Linked DNA regions of Homo sapiens: region 2 is linked to region 1. The links are chromatin contacts, found by Hi-C or POLR2A ChIA-PET in ENCODE. All regions are on one chromosome and are shown on one strand. The core of a region is the stretch at or near the end of the contact, and the rest is flanking DNA. Distances in the headings are between cores, read along the strand shown.

Evidence for each region. A loop is a pair of places that touch in the nucleus more often than their neighbours do. ChIA-PET counts read pairs that join two places held with the same protein, here RNA polymerase II (POLR2A). Pooled maps may share reads with other maps.
Region 2: a loop to region 1 is called in a pooled map, with 1.8 times the contacts of the local background. The contact joins two enhancer-like sites. A Hi-C loop is called at or near these places in 6 of 168 maps with a recorded cell type or tissue (Right ventricle myocardium inferior, dorsolateral prefrontal cortex, heart left ventricle and 3 more) and 4 of 50 pooled maps. POLR2A ChIA-PET finds 5 or more read pairs at or near these places in 3 of 52 experiments (A673, BJ and activated CD4-positive, alpha-beta T cell).

The regions. Positions count from the first base shown.
Region 1 is chr6:148,461,432-148,466,360 of GRCh38, forward strand. The region is part of intron 4 of SASH1 (SAM and SH3 domain containing 1); the gene reads left to right. Among named protein-coding and RNA genes, the nearest start is that of SASH1, 120 kb to the left of the region's middle. Within about 2 kb of position 3,505, at least 5 of the 41 ENCODE cell types and tissues checked have a DNase peak (open chromatin) inside an H3K27ac peak, as active enhancers do.
Region 2 is chr6:148,499,619-148,505,069 of GRCh38, forward strand. All of the region lies in intron 8 of SASH1 (SAM and SH3 domain containing 1), which reads left to right. Among named protein-coding and RNA genes, the nearest start is that of SASH1, 160 kb to the left of the region's middle. Within about 2 kb of position 1,658, at least 14 of the 41 ENCODE cell types and tissues checked have a DNase peak (open chromatin) inside an H3K27ac peak, as active enhancers do.

The sequences.
Region 1 (4,929 bases), core at 2,255-4,754:
TGGAGTTCTAACAGTATGCCAGATTTTGGCAATAGAATTGCTTTTCTGTCTCAGCCAGTGAATTCACAAGCTAAATCATGGGGCCAAGCAAGAGAGGTGCATAGGGCATGGAATTTAAGGAGGCAACTCACTCCCTGCACCTGCCGGATTCTGAGAGAATCTTACACCAAATCAACACCAAATCTGTAAGAGGTGACCTCTTACAACTTGGGCTATCTGTGTCTCTCTGGCATCATCCAAGTCCTGGCCCTGTGGCTGGAGAAAGGGTGACTCTTGAGTTTTTATGGCAACTAGTGGATAGTATGAATTGAATTTTGTTTCATATCTATTTCTCTTAAACAGAGGAGATAGGTTTGTGTGATAAAAGTATCTTTGATACCCAAAGGATAGAAAGAAATATTAAATTGAGGAATTACTTCTTTAACATGTAATGATTTGTCATGAAAGGAGCAAAATATGAAGGTACAGTTATCCATACTTAAGTAGGACATAAAGAAAATGAAAATCTTAACTACTTCTTAATGTAAGCCCTTCAACCTTTTAACCTTCCCCTGCCTCCCCCTGTACATGCACAATTCAGTAGCACAGATGTGTCAGGCTTTTTTTTTTAAATGGTGGAGAAAAGGCTGCTACTGGCTTTCGGGACTGCCTTGGCAGGCCTGGGATGATGCAGGAAAAGACCCAGACACAGCAAAAGACCAGATTTCAAATTCAGCAGGAAATCAACTAATGGAGAAGTTGATTTCCTGAGACTCAAGATTAAGGAACTTTGAAAATCCCTTAAGTACAGGTTTTCCAGTAACATATAGCATATGTTCCTTTCTTGGAAATGAGGTTATAACCACTTTCCTTTCTTTTTCTTTTCTTTTCTTTTTTTTTTTTCTTGGTTATAATGAAGTTTCTGGACAGCTCATCAAAGCCAAAACATGAAGTGTATTTTAGGAATTTGTTTATGCTTGGCCATTCATTGCACTTTTCTGGTGTGCTGGACTCAGTATGTAGAAACGAGATAGAGTTGTCTTTGTCTGGATGTAGCTTAGACTATTTGTATATAAACAGAAGAAGAAAAATGAGTTTGAGCCATAGTATTTGGCTTCCTTTCCTTCTAGAAGCAGATAGGGGGGTCTTGCAATAGCCAGATAGTCAATTCCTGAAAAGTGTTCTTGGAATATTTAGTTCTGATACTTCCATAGACCATGGTGAGGTTTGGTGTTGAAAACTTTCTGTTTTTGCAGGTTCTTCTGAGTATCATTTTAGCAATTTACTCAAGAGCTGGGCCAGTATGTAATGGTATCCCCTTTCTGTCTATCCCTTAAATAATAGAAAAGAAGCATCCTGTTAAAGAATGTATACAATTTGGAATTCTGTTATACAAATGAGGAGGAGTCTGGGGAAGAGGGTGAGGTGTTGAACTCAGGAGTCAGAGACGTGGCCACCAAGCCCAGTTATGCCCTTGCCCAGCACGATTGGACCTCAGGCATGTCATCACTCCCATCTCAGTGACAGTCCTATTCTGTGATGGGGGGTAATGAGAGTATTGCATTTGAGAGGTGGAATTCTATACAAGTGTAAAGAATTTCATGTTGACCTGTGTTGTGTTCCTCCTCCTACTCTATGGTCTTACGAGGATCTCCACTGTAAAGCAGTAGACTCACTGGAAAAGAAAATATGGCAACCTAGAGTTTCCACTGTGTGGAGTGAGAGACTGCAATATAATTTTTTTTTTTTTTTAAGATGGAGTCTCACTTTGTCACCCAGGCTGGAGTGCAGTGGCGCAATCTCGGCTCACCGCAACCTCCACCTCCTGGGTTCAAGTGATTCTCCTGCCTCAGCCTCCTGAGTAGCTGCGATTACAGGTGCTCTCCACCACGCCTGGCTAATTATTGTATTTTTAGTAGACATGGGGTTTCACCATGTTGTCCAGGCTGGACTCGAACTCCTGACCTCAGGTGATCCACCCGTCTCGGCCTCAAAGTGCTGGGATTACAGGGTCAGACACTGCGCCCAGCTGCGATATAATTTTTGTAAAACGGAGTTTAATAATATTCTAACCAGAAAGGTAAAGGAGCACTCTGCCTTCTTTTCCTTCTCCCACTGGCTGCTCCTCCTAAGTCTCATTGCTGGGCCTCACTTTCTCTTTATGACCACTAAAAATCGGGTTGCCCTGGAGCTCAGTCTTCATAATGTTTCTCTTCGTAGTGTTCAGTCAGAGCTTAGAGTATGCAAGTCACTTACAAATTCTTATCTGCAGCTCTAGACTCACATGTCCAACTGTTTCTTTACTGTCTGCACAGGGATGTTTAATAAGCACCGCACACTTAGCATGTCCAAAGGGGACCTCTTGTTCCCTCCCCTGCTGTTCCCCTGCCCAGCTTTCCCCATCTGGGGAAGTGAATGTTATTTCATTATTTAGGTTTCTGCTCAGAGAAGCCTTCTCTGTCCCATCACCTCAACTTCTCCTCACTCCTTGACTCTGCAGTCGCCCTTCTTGAATCTGTCTTGTTTATTGCTATGTTCTCAGGACCTCAGAGGATGCCTGACTCCTACTGAGAGGTGAATAAATAAATACTGAATGAAAGAATGAGTGAAAATGAATACACAAAGCAATTTAACAAAGAATTTGTTAAAGACAGAGGTAGGAGGAAAGAAACCAGTTCTGGGGATACTGTCTCTTAAATTATTTTTATTTTTCAATGGGATTGATAAATTCCTTAATGTAGGAATTTTCTTAAGTGAATTTTGCCTTCAGGAACAGCTAAAGCAGTTTAGGGATCTTGAGGAAAAATGTTGACACTTAAGCAGATAGATTTGGGGTCTTAATAGTAGGAGTTATTGATGAACAAATATTTGCTAAGGTTCAGTTCTGAGACTTTAAATCCAATACTTGATGATAATTAAATGTTTAAATGGATTTTTAAAGCACAGCAGAATATTAATTATTGCTTCCTGGTCATCAAAATCCATGCTGAAGTTACCATACTTTTTACCCATTGACAATGAAAAAGATGAGTCCAAAGAGCAGATCCAGCTCCAGCGCCCACCATCCTCAGGCCTGGGGCTTCTGGCTGGAGGAAGGAGGTACTACTACCAGGAGGCCTCTTTGGAGCTGACGTCTGAGCATTAATTTCTTCCACCAGGAGATTAGTAAATGACCCCTTCCACCTGCTGCCATCCACTTTTGGACTTGGGTTATATCATTGATTTTTGCTCCTGCTGGATGAATTGTAATAATCATTCTCAAGGAGAAAGGAGATGGCATTTTGCACTGCTTCTATGCCAGCTTCTGTTTGCAGGGAGAAAGTCACTGCATCCAAATTCACACATTGAATTTGGATTCAACGTAAAATTCAAAGGATTGTAAATTTGATGAGTTGGGGAGCCTCACGCTTATGAAACATGGGCTTGTTATTCTTTGGCCAGCATCTAGGTGGTGAACTTGTGAAATTTTAAAAACAAAATCCCACTCACCACAGCAAGATGAATAAAGAAACTACAGTGCCATCTGCTGGCATCCTGGGGAAGTTCAAGCAATGCCTGGGCCAAGTCCAAACCGGAGGATAAAATTATTCAAAGTGTGTGGTAGTTTGAAGACAGTAGATTAAAAATAGTGAAAATATTGTCAGTCATCATTTCAGAGAGGAAAATGCAATCACATTTTGTGCTAATGGTGTAGCAGTGGGAGCGTACATTTTTCTGCAGTGTACTTTTTGAAGTATTTTGATGACTTTTAGGGAAAGTAAAAATTCACAATTTGTGTTTTCACTTATTACATAATAAGTTTTATCCTGAGGTGGGGATATTTGGTCCATAGCAGTTAGGTCAAGACTTCTCTAGTCCTGGCCGGTCACGGTGGCTCATGCCTGCAATCCCAGCACTTTGGGAGGCCGAGGCGGGCAAATCACCTGAGGTCAGGAGTTCAAGTCCAGCCTGGTCAACATGGTGAAACCCCGTGTCTACTAAAAATACAAAAATTAGCCAGGCATAGTGTCATATGCCTGTAGTCCCAGGAGGCTGAGGCAGGAGAATCGCATGAACCTGGGGGTGGAGGTTGCAGTGAGCCGAGATCGCATCACTGTACTCCAGCCTGGGCAGCAGAGTGAGACTCTGTCTCCAGGAGAAAAAAAAAAAAAAAAAAGACATCCCTAGTCCTTAGGGTGAGGACAAAAATACATATGGGGCTCCCTGTCCCTCTGGTGGCCCCTTACAGAAAACATGTTTAACCAGCTGCAGACCCCAGCCCGCTGAAGTAAGGTGGCAGCTGCACAGTCCCATGACTTGAAGTGCAAAGTACAGCACAGTAAGATTTTTTAAAAAAATTAAGAAGCTAAACTTAGCAGAAACCCTTCTTTCTTTCTGAAGGATTTCCTGCCTCAGTCCCCAGCCAACTAGCTTGCTCTTATTTTGCTCCCACTTCTCCCGTGGCCCTGAGCATGTTACATTTGCTGCTTCTCTTCCTCATTCTTCTCCTCCCCTTCCCCCTCGTCATTTCTTATGCTTTTTTGTTCCTGTCTCCCTCCGTCTCTAACCTGTGGCTCCCCTTCCTTCGTGTTCATCCATGTACCTTACTTGTGCGTTGTTCAGTACATTTTGGCTGAAAGATTTAAATTTTGAAATGGCTACCTCCTAAAAGCCTTGCAGGTAAATACAGGTATTTTCATTTTTGTGTGGATAGGAGGAAGGAGAGTAGGTCCTAGCCATGTTTTGGCACAATTTGGTGATAAGTGAGATTTTCCTTACATGTTCTGTATTCACAGCACAGGAATAAGGGGAAATAACTAGAATTCAAAACTAGCTCTTGTCCTCTCTAGCGGTTTCTCCCCTGATTCTGTTCTTAGCTCCGACTCTCCCTTAGTTTACAATAGAAAGCTTTCAGATTTTTGTGCTGGTCATCAACAGTTCTCTGCACTCAGCCGTGGAGAATGGTGGTGC
Region 2 (5,451 bases), core at 408-2,907, 36 kb after region 1:
AGGGTCTGGGAGCCTTCCCAGAGAAGGTGGTTGACACTGAGGAAGAGCTTTCCAGGAGAAGGAGAAATGTGTGTCAGGAGAGGCAGCAGCAAAGTCAGAGGTCTAGATGAAGAGCTGAGTAAATCGGAAAACTTGGGTAATATGAGAAAATTAGGTCAAGTAATATGAAGCATTTCTCTCTCTCAGTATTTTGACTTCTAGGGTATAGATTCTATTCTTTACTTATTTTTATTTATAAATTGGTTCTGTAATAGGTTGTTTCCTTATTTCTGCAAACTTTAAATTTATATAATTTATGTTTTTTATCTTGTCTTTGAGGTCTCATTTAATTGAATTCACGTTCTTATTAAATTATTTTATAGAGAGAAGCAACTATTAGGAATTTCTTCCTGTTCCTTGAGTTGAGATGATGAAGTGATGAGAGCAAAGATTGGCTTTTTGTTTTTATCTATGCTTCTTCTTTTCCCCCTCTCTTTGCCGTAGTTTGTTTGTATAGTTGTCATGTCCTTGGTCCTGTTTGGGTGGCTCTGATCACGTTCTCCATTTGTGCTGATATTGAGGGTTATGTTTTGACCTGTTTGCCATGCTATCTGACAATAGATTTTTTTTTTTTTTCTCCTTTCAAGATACAGTTGAGGGCTTCATTTTGTGGTCCATTTATGTTTGTTGTTGCTACAACCTGGCCATGATATATGGTGAAATGTGGTCTTCATTGGGATAGCTGGACTCTGCCTTTTCTCTCCTGAAACTGTGTTGAATGTGCCGTATCGTAATTGATGCCACCTGGTTCATAGCTGGGGTAATTGGTAGAACATAGCCATTCTGCCTTTCATTCATTTTTTGAATTTTAGAGACTGTATTTCAATCAAGAACAACCTCACTTGACTTTCCATCGTTTCACTCATTGCTCTTCTGTAGCCATTTCCACTGCTGTTAGGTCAGAAAAAGATAAAGAGGTCACACAGTTTCCTTCCAGATTTGGAGTCACATGAAAGGATTCTGTGGATTCCTGCCAGCCTGGCTTTTGTAGAAGTTGTGGGCCTTTTCCAGTGGGCCTCAGAAATTTGTTTCTTACCTTAGTCATGGAGTTTAGTACATTAGATTATGTAGCTTTCTCTCTTTGGTTGCTCTTGGCGCAATATTTTTGCTAGTTTTTAGTGTTTTATTGTTTGTTTGTTTGTTTGTTTTTTCTTCTTGGGGGGCTTTTGCTCATTTTGTTAGTCGTTGTGAGAAGAATATTCTGTGGTTCAGTGTTCAGCAGAGTTCATGACCTGATTGTTTTGCCAATTGGATGACCACAAAGAACCTTTCTAGCTCTAAATAATTCCTCTCTGAAGGTATTTAGTCTAGATTTCTTCAATTTGGAACTTGAAGTAAATTTGCTTATTTATTCTGCAAACAGAAGGAGATTAACGTTAAGGTTGTAGATCGTCAGTCTAGGAGGTAACATTGGACCCTCCTGCCTCCAGCTTCGACAGATGACCACTGACCTGGTGGCATAAGTTTGGCTTGGAGGAATGGTCTTGGTGGTCCCACCTTCCCTCCATTGCCATTTGGCTCCATCAGTTCTCTGTATTTCTACATTGCCATTTGCCTAGACAAGGTTGTTTGGCAGCCCTGTCGGAGAAGTCATCGTGCCTGATACATGAGTCATTCAGCCTAAGATGCCATAAAAGTAATGTGACTTTGCAAACACCACCCAATCCCTTAGGAGACTTACGGCTTCTGGGATGAACACTTTCATCAGCTCCAGAAACTAGCGCCTTAAATGCGTATGTAATTGCCCTACTTGGCAGTCCTGTTCTGAATCATCCTTTTTCCATGGCATGTGAGAATTGGATGCCCTTGGGAATGAGTGGGTTTGGTGTTTTGCTTTAGTCTTCAGTGTGTCTGATCCCATAGATTTGCTCTGGATAACACTACCCCACTCTGAACAGAGGGACCTGTAGAGCTGTAGATTACCTTCCCAACACTTTGTTTCCTAACTCACCTATTTAATATGAAACAATACGTTTCTCTGACCTATGGTCAGGGTGACAAAGCCCCAGGCAGAAATGTCTTCCAAAGATTTACAGAGTGAAGGAGAAGCCAGTCCTCTCGCCTCTACTTACCACTCTCTCCCCCCACCCATTCAGGAGGAAAGGCATTCTCTGCTCTGTGGCAACCTGCAGAATTGGGGTGGGAGGATTCACTTTTGTTTTATGTCTCCCTAGATCTGGCTGTAGGACTCCTGAGATTTTGTATTTTTCTCCCTTCTCCTCATGGGGGCGATTAAAAACGATTCAAAGTTCATGAGTTTAAGAAATAGATTGCAGTTGATTAGGGAACATAACATCCATTTGCTGCTCCTTTGGTTTTATGGTTAAATTTTAAAGCAGTTTCTTAAGTGAATTAAGTGCTGACAAGCCTTTGCCCCAAAGGAATGGTAATATTACCTCAAATTCTCACATACTTTTTCCAAATAAAACTATCATGTAATTATCTTCTTCTCTCTGCCGCCGCCTCCTCCTCCGTCTCTTTCTTCAAATCTGGCAACAACTAGTTAATTTTGAAACTGCCAGAGAGATTATTTCAGTGTTCCACTGTACCTCTGGGAGAAGAATGGAATCTCATCTTTTTTTTTCCATATGCTAACCAAAATCTCCTAATTTCAGAGGGCAATGATGTCACCAGCTAATGAGCAAAATATTTCTTACTAAACAGATGAGTCCTCCCCTGACTCCTTTGTGATAAAAGAAAAAAAAAACTTACCCACAGTGTGTTTCATATTTTCTACTGTTACTTCTAGCAACTCATAAACACACTTTCAAGTAACTCTAACTTATTTGAACAGTGAGACTAATTTTTTTCTAAATACGAAGAATAACACATTAACCTGATGACTGTGACCAAAAGGCCTCTGCCACGGCCCCAGAGTCAGTGCAGTGCCCCTGAGGTAGGGAGGGACTTTCGGTGCTTCACTTTTTGGACCGTGGAGGGAGATCAGGCAGTTGGAGAGATTATGAAATCAAGCTTGGGGAAGAGGAGGGCCGGGAAGCTCCTGTTGACTGGTGTCACATGCTGTTTATAAAAGCAACAACATCAGCTGAGCTCTTCTTTGTCTAGATAGGAGGGCATCTAAGGTTGGGATGGGGTGGGTGGGAGAAGTAGGGCCCCAGGGCCATGTAAATACTGGACTAGGCTCATGTAGGGACATGGAAATATCCCTAAACCCATGGCAGTTTCCTCTTCCCCTCACGGAAGTGTGCCTCAATTTCCTTACCCAGAGATGAGTCTTCCCACATCGGAATTCCTATATCTCTGTGTTTTTCTCTTGCGGTTGTCGCGGTTGACCTTAACATTAATCATATTTCTGAACTTCTCTTGGGGCTGTCCCTACCCTCAGACGTCTAGATGATAACCTTTATAAACCCAGGGAATGCTGGCTTCCTCCTATTGCTATTCCTTGCCTTTCCTAATGCCTTGAATCAGTGCATTCATTCATTTGTTCATTTCAATCAGGAAATATCTGTTTAGCACAAACATAGATATTTATTTATCTAAGTGGAAAAGAATATTGTAATTCTCAGTGTTGGTAACTGCTCCTGAGATTTTAAAACGATACAACATTTTTTCAGAGCAAGTTGTTGATATGTATCAAAAGTCCTAAAGACACACCCTTTTACCCGTCAATTCTACAGTCGAGTCATCTTTCTAAAAAAAAAAAGAATGTGTTAGACATGTTAGAAATTTTACCACAAAGTGTGCATCCAAGGATTATTTGAAAAATTGGAAACAGGCAAATGTCTAATTACGGGGGACCATGATATCAGTAAATTATGGTATACTTTGATGGCTAAATACTACTGCATCATTAATACATTGTATTGTATTGACTATTTCTTGACATGCGAAAATATTCAAAACATACAGCTTTAAAAAATGGGCTATGAAACAGTGTGGCTACGGTGCACACCAGGGGCCTGGGGTTTCTCTAAAGGAAAATCTTTTGAGGCAGCCGTGACCCAGAGAAGGTCCCCACTTACAGGCAAATGTGTTATTTCTACTTAGACTGTGCGTGTGCATTTGAGGGAGGATTTGGGGACACTGATAGTGACTAGAGGAGTTGGAGGAGGTAAAGATCAAAGATAACCCTTTCTTGTAAAAAAAAAAAAAAGAAACATACAGAAACATCAGGGTGTATTTTGTGTGTGCATGTGCATATGTGTGTGTATGGGGAAAAAGTGGGAAGGCATAAACCAAAATATTACCAAGTTTTCTGAGTATGGGATGATACGTCATTTCTCTTACTACTTTGTGCATTTTTGCATTCTCCAAATTTTTAATAATATATGTCATGTGTAGTCAGAAACAATAAATGCTACTAACATACAGATGTGGAAATGAATATGGTCATGTACATTGTCTGCATGACAGTTAGTGATGGGCTAGGGAATCTAGCAATGCCAATATATGTGTGAAGTCCTTGGATAAAGTATCTTTAGTCTAAGGTAGATGAGGAGCAAAGCCAGGAGAGCTTTCCAGAGGAGGCAATATGCAGACTGAAACTTGAAGGATGCATAGGAGTTAGGGGTGTGGATGCAATCAGCAGAGCTGTTTGCAGAAGATGAGCCATCAGGGCAGTGATGGGCATGGGGTGTTTGAGATGCTGCAAGGAAGCAGGGGGTGAGACCGGGTGCTCTGGTGCCCTTTCTACCACGTGGTATCTGAAGAGTGGAGCACAATGTACCAGAAACTGAATCTGACCGCACACAGTCACATATTCCACTATAAGGCCTTTGGACCTTGTTCCAAGGAGCTAATGAGGACCAATTCCTCACCATAGGAGTCAAATACTGAAGTCCCTTCTCAGCAAATTTGCACATCTACTGTGTTCAAGCCCGCCACCCAGAGAACAGGACCAGCAGTGGCCTTCCCTCACAAAGTCTATCTCCCAATCTGTCCCTCACCAGGGAGCTTCCTAGGGTGGCCTGGCTCAGTCTAGTCTTCCAAATATCCCCCAGTTTACTCTGACACATGGCCAGGGCTGAGAGCCACAGGGCTGGGGAGTCTCAACTTCTTCATTCCACAGTGATCGCACCAGTATTTATGGGTGGGCACTAGGAATGCAAGGAGCAGGAGATCAGACAAGGCTCCTGGCCCGGGGAGCCTCCTGTTTTCTGAAAGTCAAGCCATGGTACGTCCTCACAAAGGGCCCAACATCGAGTATCTTGATAAATACCTGAATGACTCCCTGAGAGGCGTGGCAGTGAGGTTAAAAAGGGGTGGACAAGGTCGGCTCTCTCTCCCATCCTCTTAGGACACTCTCCAAGTCCTGTGCTGTGAGGAGAGGCCGCTCAGGGGAAGTACTGGGGATGTATCCTTCCCGCCACCCTCCCCAAAGTATCTGGATAAATCAGTGCATGAACTTCATGTGTATTTCACATGGAACGAGGGCTTCCTTACCTGCCA